Linked DNA regions of Mus musculus: region 1 is linked to region 2. A link is a contact called in ENCODE POLR2A ChIA-PET data. All regions are on one chromosome and are shown on one strand. Each heading gives the region's core, a stretch centred on a gene start or an enhancer-like site at or near the end of the contact. The rest is flanking DNA. Distances are from core to core; before and after follow the strand shown.

Evidence for each region. ChIA-PET counts read pairs that join two places held with the same protein, here RNA polymerase II (POLR2A).
Region 1: POLR2A ChIA-PET joins it to region 2 with 14 read pairs in embryonic stem cell. The contact joins the promoter of Ddx6 here to the promoter of H2ax in region 2. POLR2A ChIA-PET finds 5 or more read pairs at or near these places in 4 of 5 experiments (Patski and embryonic stem cell).

The regions. Positions count from the first base shown.
Region 1 is chr9:44,600,959-44,606,257 of GRCm38, forward strand. It overlaps Ddx6 (DEAD (Asp-Glu-Ala-Asp) box polypeptide 6), which reads left to right and starts at 3,934. Exons shown (of 14, transcript NM_181324.3): 1 at 3,934-3,994.
Region 2 is chr9:44,331,547-44,336,332 of GRCm38, forward strand. H2ax (H2A.X variant histone) reads left to right here and starts at 3,169. Exons shown (of 1, transcript NM_010436.2): 1 at 3,169-4,531. The coding sequence starts at 3,216. The coding sequence ends at 3,647. Dpagt1 (dolichyl-phosphate (UDP-N-acetylglucosamine) acetylglucosaminephosphotransferase 1 (GlcNAc-1-P transferase)) reads left to right here. Exons shown (of 9, transcript NM_007875.3): 6 at 358-546; 7 at 1,017-1,104; 8 at 1,270-1,425; 9 at 1,511-2,349. The coding sequence ends at 1,576.

The DNA.
Region 1 (5,299 bases), core at 2,684-5,183, 270 kb after region 2:
CCTAAACACCTAGTTTCCAGATTTCACTGTTCTCCCAGCCACACATTTTCAAACTAATAAATAAGTAAAAACGAGTGGTGCACAGTAATCTTAGGGAAACTGAAGACCGAAATGAATAGCAAGACCTCTGGGTGACGACCATGTGTGACTGATGAGGCCCAGAGACACCTGGCAAGCTGAGCTGTGGTGAGGGGACATCACCTGTCATAGCGAATAAAACTGCAAGGTATATCTGGCTGTCTCCGGAAGTATGTCTCACCTATTTCCAATCTTCTTTGTCCTATTGAGAAAGGACTTTTCAGTTTGTTTACTCTGGAGGTAGATTTCTGTATCTTTTTCCTGAAAAAGCATAATTTTATAAATGTAAAGATACTATGTGTACTAGAAAACAACTCATTTTTACTTTTACCTTTTCTACGTATATAGTTGTTTTGCACTTATATGTACGCACATGGTGTGTGTGCCTGATCCAGAAGAGGGTCAGATTACTGGAACTTTGTGTTAGAGTCAGTTGTAAGCTGCCATATGGGTGCTAGGAATCGAACTGAGGTCCACTGCAAGACTAGTTTCTAACCTCTGAGCCATCTCTCAAGACTATCTCTCATCTGCATTTTTTTTAAATCACATTTAATTGTGTGTGTGGGCAGAGGGGTGAGGCTGAGGACAATTTGTAGGATTAAGTTCTGGTCCTGAGGCTTAGCTGCAAACATTTTACCCACTGGGAAACCTCCACTTTTTAAAAAAATATCTTGTTTGAGATGTATTTATTTACGTTATGTATGTGTTCTATCAGCATGTGCACCTGCACGCCAGAAGCGGGAATCCCATTAGAGATGCTTGTGAGCGACTCTGTGGGTGTTGGGGATTGAATTTAGGACCTCTGGAAGAACAACCAGTACCCTTAAACACTAAACAATTTCCTCAGTCCCCCCCCCCCCCCTTTAAAAAAATACATGGCCTCATTGTGTACCCCTAGCTGGCCTGGGACTATGTAGGCCAGGCTGGCCTCAAACTCACAAAGATTCACCTGACTATCTCCCAAGTGCTGGGATTAAGGGCACTTGGGCAACAGAAGCCTGGTCCAAAAAAGTATTTTTATGGAGATTAATAATTACAATTCACCTTAAAATAAGAATGGGGGGGGGGAGGTGAAGAATCAGGGCAAGAGATTTAGCTTAGTGCTAATCTATTTGAATTAGGGAGAAAAAAATGTGTCATAAAACTGAACCCACATTAAAAAAAAAAAAAAAGTCTGGCCACATGGAGTCGGAGACATCTTTAATCCCAGCAGCAAGAGGTAGAGGCAGGTGAATCTCTGTGAGTTTGAGGCTAGCCTGGTCTGCAGAGTGAGTTCAGGACAGCCAGGGCAACAGAGAAACTCTGTCTGGAAACATAACAAAACAAAACGCAGAAAGGAAGGAAGGAGAAAGAAACAAGTAGAAAGGGAAAGAGTGACAGAGGGAGGGAGAAACGTGAGTTGGAGAGATGGCCAAGCAGTTAAGAACTGCGGGGGAGGGGGGGGGGCTGGAGAGATGGCTCATCGGTTAAGAGCACTGACTGCTCTTCCAGAGGTCCTGAGTTCAATTCCCAGCAACCACATGGTGGCTCACAACCATCTGTAATGGGATCTGATGCCCTCTTCTTGTGTGTCTGAAGACAGCTACAGTGTACTCATATATATAATAAATCTTTATAAAAGATTATTATATATATAATAAATCTTTAAAAAAAATAAATAACTGAGGCCGGGTGGTGGTGGCACACACCTTTAATTCCAGCACTTGGGAGGCAGAGGCAGGATTTCTGAGTTCGAGGCCAGCCTGGTCTACAAAGTGAGTTCCAGGACAGCCAGGGCTATACAGAGAAACCCTGTCTCGAAAAACCAAAAAACCAAAACCAAAACCAAACCAAAACAAAAAAACCCCCACAGGCTGCACTTGCGAACAGCATGGTTCATTTCCAGCACCTACATGGTAGCTCACAATCATGTTACTCCAGCTCCAAGGGATCAGAGGACCCCTTCCGGCCTCCTCAGTTCCCAGGCACACATGGTAAACAGATATACAGGTCCCCATACACATCAAATAAAATAAACTTTAAGAGAAATAAAAACAATTTTTAGGTCAGGGGTTGGTGGCGAATGCACTTAGGAGGCAGAGGCAGGTGTCCCTATGAGCTCGAGGACAGCCTGGACTATACAGAGTGAGTTCCAGGACAGCCAGAGCTACACAGAGAAATTGTCTTAAAACCAACCAAGCAAGCAAAAGGGGCAAACAAAGCCTCATAGCTTTTCCTAAGAGATCACTTAGCTTCTCTCCAGAGTGAACACAAGGTATGGGCCTATTCCCTTGCAGGAGTAGCTATTTTAAAATCTGGGTGGGAGATAAAAATGCTTTAAACTCAGAATTGCAAAAAGCATCACCATCATCATAATACATTAAGAGTGCTGGGTGTGGTGGCACAAATGACAACTGGCTATTATTCTACTCTGTGCTTGCTATGGCAAGCATGCACTGGAGTTTGGTAGACTTGGGCTCTCAAGTAAAAAACAAAAAACAAAAAACAGGAGAGCGCAGCGGTTTAAAAGGGGGGGGGGGGCTTCAGACTTATTCTGATTGGATGTTGCTAGCTAAGAAGCAGGAGGGCTGGAAGCAGGGAGTCATTGGTTTAGAGAGCATATTTGGCTTTCTCTGATTGGTCTCAAGTTGGAAGCAGCGGTAAAAATATGGAAGCTGCAAGTCAGTGACTAAGTACTGACTGTCCAGGATTCCCTAACGTCGGTGTTTAGTAAGGAATCGCACTGTCCCAAAGGGTTTAACCACTGTCAGTATTTCCAGCCCTCCAGCAGCGTAAGACGCGAGTTTTTAACTTTCTCCGGCCCAGCTCGATTTTTACTTAACAAACAAAAAAGTTTGTTTTGCTTGGAACAAGACGACTTTCTAGGTTAAGGATAAGACATCAGGATCCGAGAATCATAGAAACAAACGCACAAATATCTGCAGTAAGGGTCAGGCAGGAGAATCTACGGGTCTCCCATTTGCACAGCGAGCCCTCACTGGTAGAGGCGATCCGCCCTTCTTTCTAGAAGAGTGCCACTGCGGGCAGGAGCAAAGGGTCACCTCGCCTGCACTCCGGGTTTGATAGCCCACGACCGAGGGCGCGCTCCCGGCTCACTGCTTCCCCCGGTGCCCCTTCCCGCTCCCTCTCAGACAGCATCGGCCCCAAAGGCCCCACTTTTCTGCACGCCCTGGCCTCGCAGCGTCCTCCCGGCCATCCCAGCTCAGCTTCCGGACCCGCGCAGGCTGCCCTCCGAGTGTGTCCGAGGTCAGCAGTCAGCAGACGTCCCCTCCGGCCCGGGACCCGTCAGCCCAGCTCCGAAGGGACGAACGAAGGCAAGGGCGACAGTCCTCGGCCACCGCCATTCATTTCCCCAGCGGTCTCGTCAGCTCTGCAGGCAAGCCCTCTCGCCCGTCCGTCCATCCGTCCGTCCCTCCGTCCCGAAAGCAACCCCGTGTTTCCCTGAGCTCGGCCCCGTCAAAGGCCGGTCTCTCCCGACCCTCGCCCGCCGCGCCCAGGAAGCCGTGACGCCGCGGCGGCTGCAGCTGCAGCGGCCGAGCTCTCGCCATCTTGTGTGGAGGAGGAGGAGCCGCGGCCGCCGCCATGCGGAGCGGCTGGGAAGGAGGGAGGGAGGCGACGGCGGCGGGCGAGGGAGGGGGCAGAGCAGCAGAGTCAGCTCAGCCCGGCGGCGGCGACATCGGGGGCGCCGGCACAGCGGGCGCCGGCCGAGGTAGTGCGGGGTGGCGGCGGCGGCGGCGGCGGCGAGCTGCGCGGGCAGCGAGCGTCGCGGCGGGGGCGGGGCGGGGCGGCGGGCGTCGCGGCGAGGGGCCGGGTGGGGGCGGGCGGAGGTTTCCGAGGAGGAAGGAGCCGCCGCCATTTTGGGAGCTTCGAGTCAACAATAAAGGACCGAGGGTGCGGAGCGGGAGTGGCCTCGGTGGTAGGACTCGGGCCCGAGCCGCGGGGCGTGGGGTGAGGCGGCGTGGTCGGGGTCGGCAGGATCCTGAGGGTATCAGGGAGCCCCCTTCGGGCAGAAGCCCGAGGCCCAGGCCTGGCCCGGGAGGACGGGCGGGTGGCCGCTGAGAAGAGCGGGGGCGGCGGAGAGGAGTGGAACCGAGGAATGTGGCGTGTGCGGGGTATGGAGGAGGAGCGGCGGGGAGCTCTGGACGAGCGGTGCGGTAGACGGGAGCGGGGACGGAACACCGGCCGGGACACCCGAGTGAGGTTGGGAGTGCGAGGCAGGGCAGCCCTGCGGGGGGTGGCAGGGCTGTGCTGGCCGGGGACTCGGCTGGGAGAGGAGCCGCGGCTGCTCGCTTGCAAGTAGGCCTTGCAGGTTGGTGGGGACAGAGGGTTTGGGGGAGACTCGGCGGCGTAAGAGGGGAGGAGAGGCGGTCCAGTTTCGGGGTTCTCTTCCGGGCCTTCTGAGGGGGGGGAGTCCCTATTGTTTCCCACTCGCAGAGCTGGTTCCGGCTCTTGTGGCGCAGATAGGATTGCAGGGCAGAAACCCTTTTGCTTTTTGATCCGAGGGAGCTGGGTTTGAAGCGAGGGAAGTTGGGGGAGGGGGCGAGGAATTATTGCCTTACGGTTACCGGACTCCGATTCTTGGCTTAGGGTTTTCCCTTCGCCATAGCCCCCCTTTACCTTCGTAAGAACCCCAATCACTCCTACTTCCTGTTGAGGCGTATAGAAATCGCCCTGTATTTGCAAACAAAAGCCCTTGTTGGAGCTTATGGGACTGTTTTAGGTGTGAAAACTGTCAATTGCTAACCACGGTCTGGGCCCTGCTGTAATTAACTCTGCCAGGGGCTCCTCCCAACTAAGTCTTATGTTCCTTCGTGGTTTTGTTTTAGGAATATAACTTGCAAATCTAAATTGGGAAGGGGTAGGACGAAAAATTTCCCACTGAGCCATAAAGCTGCAGTGCAGGTATCCGTTTCTGGAGGGAGCAGTTATCGAAGTCTCTGGGTTTAAGGCGCTAGGAGGTTTTACTGTGCTTGATTGACAGTACTGATGGTGTCGGTTAGGATTCAGAGGTTGCCCCCTTCATCCTCTTAGTGCTGTACAAACAGTAAGCCTTCCTGTTTGACGGACCTGATACTGTTGATCGTATGCTGTCAATACAGAAAATACCTATTGAGATAACAAATAAACAATTTAATGTGATAGAAGCATTTGTGAGCAAGTTGATGTATTTAACTTGAGATATCTTTTGACTTCTAAATTATGGATTTGGGATACTTGGTTT
Region 2 (4,786 bases), core at 1,919-4,418:
TGGCCTAGAAATACAGGCATGTGCTATTAGATCCCACCCTTCACCCCACCATCTGCACACCCTCGTGCTGGGGATCAAATCCATGACCTTGTACTCGCTAGGTGACTGCTTGCCCGGTGAGCTACAGAGCAGCCTGGTGCTGGTGTGGAATCCCTGCCTATCCTGCAGGAGTTGGGAACAAATGCTGTGTAGCCCCTAGGAGTAGATGAGTTGGGGGCCGTGGGGCCTATAGAGTTTCTGGAACAGCCTTTCTTTTAGAACTCAGGGTCAAGGCTGGCCTGTTACTCAGAGCGAGTGACTGAAAGAAAGAGTCAGTAACAACTCTTGCCATTGGCTGAAATCCTCTCTCCCACACAGGTACCCGTCCCGCGTGTTTGTGGGAGACACCTTCTGTTACTTTGCGGGCATGACTTTTGCCGTGGTGGGGATCTTGGGACACTTCAGCAAGACCATGCTGCTCTTCTTTATGCCACAAGTATTCAATTTCCTCTACTCACTGCCTCAGCTCTTCCATATCATCCCCTGCCCTCGACACCGGATGCCCAGGTAACCACTCTGGGGCTTTCAAGGGTCATAATAGTTTCTGACTTGGGATAGCTAAAGCCAACTTGCATTTCCTATGTAAAAAAAACATGAGGGGAAAGATGAGCCGACTGTATGTGGGTAGCCCATTGTAATTTACGAAGCTCGTTTACTTACATAGTATGTAATGCTTACAACAGCCCTGATCACGGAGCCAGAAACCAACTCCAGTACATAAGTACTCAGTACTCTTTTTTTTTTTTTTTTTTTTTTTTTTTTGGTTTTTCAAGACAGGGTTTCTCCTTATAGCCCTGGCTGTCCTGGAACTCACTTTGTAGACCAGGCTGGCCTTGAACTCAGAAATCCGCCTGCCTCTGCCTCCTGAGTGCTGGGATCAAAGGTGTGCGCCATCACGCCCGGCCTCAGTACTCTTCTTAGTAACCAGGGTGCAGAGGTCTCTGATTCAGTCAAATGAAATTATCTTCCCATTGCAGACTCAACGCAAAGACAGGCAAACTGGAAATGAGCTATTCCAAGTTCAAGACCAAGAACCTCTCTTTCCTGGGCACCTTTATTTTAAAGGTAACAAGGTAACAGGAGGTAAGGCCCGAGGCCGCCATCCTTAACTTGGGAAAAGAGAAACCTAGGCCTTTTCAGGCCCAAGGGGAGTTTGGGAACATCAAGAAGATCCCTATTCGTGAAGTAGATCTGCATAACTGAAGTCATCTTCACCTCTGGTCCCTGCAGGTAGCAGAGAACCTCCGGTTAGTGACAGTTCACCAAGGTGAGAGTGAGGACGGTGCCTTCACTGAGTGTAACAACATGACCCTCATCAACTTGCTACTTAAAGTCTTTGGGCCTATACATGAGAGAAACCTCACCCTGCTCCTGCTGCTCCTGCAGGTACAGCTCAGGGTGGGGCTTAGTAATGCCATGGCGTTTACATCTCTGGTTGGCCTTGCTTCTAATTCCAGTCCACTTCTCCCAGGTCCTAAGCAGCGCCGCCACCTTCTCCATTCGTTACCAACTCGTCCGACTCTTCTATGATGTCTGAGCTCCCTGACAGCTGCCCTTTACCTCACAGTCTCCATTGGACCTCAGCCAGGACCAGCCTCTGTCTGGTCCGAGATGACCCTCTGGTCCAGGCCTCGCTGACACTTTTGTTCTCAGCTTCTGCCATCTGTGACTACTGATATCCTGGATGGACACCTTGCTGGACTTGAAGTCCGCTAGTTGGACTTTGCCTAGGGCTTTCATCTTGCCTTGCCCTCCCTTTCTGTCCCATCTGCAGCCTCACCAGGTGGGCTTGTAGCCTCTATTATGCAAATATTCGTAGCTCAGCTTTCAGAGCGCTAACTCTAAAGGAATTCACCTGAGCCTTGAGAGAGAACCTGGGCTAGGGCTAGAGTTAGGGCTACATACTCCAAGGTGACCTCACATTTGACTATCAAATGAAGTGTTGTGATTGGGAAGCGTAGAGGCAGGGCCATGTGCTCAGAACGGTGACAATAAAGGACTGCCTTTTACTTGTTCCTCTAGTGTAGCATCCCCTCCCTCTGTCCTTTTTAACCTTCGTGGTGCTTCAGGAGTGAACACCGGGGCTTCCTTATACTTAACTGCTCTACCACTGAACTATATGCCAAGTCTGGTATATTTATTTTTTATATAGGCATTTTAGGATAGATTGGAAGGGTTAGACCGGGTACCTTTCCCAATAGGATACCGATCTCTGTTCCATCAGACCCTTTCTTGCAAAAAAGGCCTGTCACAAACTAAGACCAGACAGAACATGTTGAATAAATATCGCAGCACAAACTTGTGATAGCATAAAAGATCACAGTGCTCCATTTTCTGGCATAGGATTAAACTCCTAGGAGGTTTCATTTCGTTTCTTTTAAACCCTCCCTCCCTTTAATCTGCACTAGGGAGGCAGAGGCAGGCTGATCTCTGAGTTCCAGGACAGGCAGGGCTACTCAGAGAAACCCTGTCTCAAACAAACAAAAGCCAGATGGTGGTGGCGCACGCCTTTAATCCTCAGGCTTGGGAGGCAGAGGCAGGCGGATCTCTGAATTCAAGGCCAGCCTGGTCTACAGAGTGAGTTCCAGGACAGCCAGGGCTACACAGAGAAACCCTGTCTCGAAAAACAAACAAACAAACCTAAAAATAATAATGAACAAATAAACCCTCCGTCTACCAGATTAGAGGAGGGAGTGGGAAGTGCTCTAACCTGGAAGGAGAACGCTGCTTATAGTGTAGACCCTTTTCCTTTAAGACCAAAGACCGACTCAAATTTCCCAGAAACTGTAGAGGTAGCTCCAAGCTCCACCCTTCTAGTCTTCAGGTTTTGTTGTCGCGCCGTAGCGTTTAAATTTCGCGCGCTCTACACGGATTGGCCATTTCCAGGGGTGAGCAGCCTCCGGCTTGCGGCCACTCCGCCTTGTCTTCTTCCCCGGGTAAAAGGTTTTCAAATTGGACCAATCACTGGGCGCGTTCTCTCAGCTAAGGCGCGTCACCGAAGGGTTAATTGCAACCAACCAGAGGTGGGTATTAAAAAAGGAACCAATCAGGAGGAAGCGGGGGCGTGTCCAGGGAGTTTATAAGGCCGGGCTTGGCCGGCCAGGCGACCGTTGACTGCGGCGGTTGGTAGTTCGTGGTCTCTCAGCGTTGTTCGCAGCTCTTCTACCTCGTACACTATGTCCGGACGCGGCAAGACCGGCGGCAAGGCCCGCGCCAAGGCCAAGTCGCGCTCTTCACGCGCCGGCCTTCAGTTCCCTGTAGGCCGCGTACACCGGCTGCTGCGGAAAGGCCACTACGCCGAGCGCGTGGGCGCAGGCGCGCCGGTGTACCTGGCAGCGGTGCTCGAGTACCTCACTGCCGAGATCCTGGAGCTGGCGGGCAACGCGGCCCGCGACAACAAGAAGACGCGCATCATCCCGCGCCACCTGCAGCTGGCCATCCGCAACGACGAGGAGCTCAACAAGCTGCTGGGCGGCGTGACCATCGCGCAGGGCGGCGTCCTGCCCAACATCCAGGCCGTGCTGCTGCCCAAGAAGAGCAGCGCCACCGTGGGGCCCAAGGCGCCGGCGGTCGGCAAGAAGGCCTCGCAGGCCTCTCAGGAGTACTGAGGGGGCCCGCGCCGAGGCCGCCCAGCCCTCCCCACACCTCCACAAAGGCCCTTTTAAGGGCCACCACCTCCCTCACAGAAAGAGCTGAGCCACTTCGGGCTGCGGCGGCTTGCCGCGTCCCCATCCTTTCTCTTTCCCTCCTCTCCCCTCCCCGCCCTCGCGCCACTCTTCCCCTTACCCCGCACGGCCTCCGGTTCTGCCACGGAGGACGCGGGCGCCGCGGCACCTGCCCATCCCGGAGCTCGTGACATCGCTTCGCCGTTCTCGGTTGTGGACGACGGCTCCGTGCGGAGAGGCTGCGGCGCCTTCCCGGAGTCTCGGCCCCTCGCTCAGACGTCCGGCCGCGGTGGGCTTGAAGGTTAGTCCCTCCGCAGCTACAGCCCCGGCGTCTTTGCTTCAGCTTGGTGCTTAGCCCTCGCCTGGACCTTTGAAAAGTGACTTGATTGCCGGGCTTAGAGGAGGAGAAATGGATCACATTGTTTCCTTCGGTGTCACCGTTGCTGGCCTCATACCAGTTGACCCTGTCGCCATTCGTAGGCCAGTGTGGTGTGGCGGGGCCAAAAATGGTTGTAATGTGAACCCAGTTTCTCTAGGAATACCTCCCGGCAAGGGTCAGAGAGACGCTTACCGGCCTGTGGACAAGAGTTCTATACCTGCCGCAGGCGACTGGCAGCCGGGCCTAGCCATCCATCCCCTCTTCCCCAGCGACTCAACTACAACCCAAACACCTAGATACCAGCACAAGCCGGTGAATCCCTGTCTGGACTGAGCCTCTGGCTTCTGAACTGGAACTTTTGCAGCTATTACAAGTTTAGAACCTTAAGTGGGGAGATTTAATGGGCTAATTTTATTAAAGGATCGTTTGGTTTTGTTTTTTTAAAAAAGTGGTTTAATGTTGAATGCTGTAGTCCCAGGGCTGGACATATAGCTCCGTGGTAGAGCCATGTGCCTGGCACATCTTGGGAGAGAATGGGACTTCCCTTTCTGCAGGCCGTGGGAGTGGGAAAGGCTATGTAATCCACGAAGATCCCGTTGACTGAAGACAGGCTGTAGGAATTGAAGGCTGATTTTTTTTTTTTTTTTTTTTTTTTTTTTTTTTTGAGAACATGAGGCAAATCACAGCGTGTTTTACAACAGAA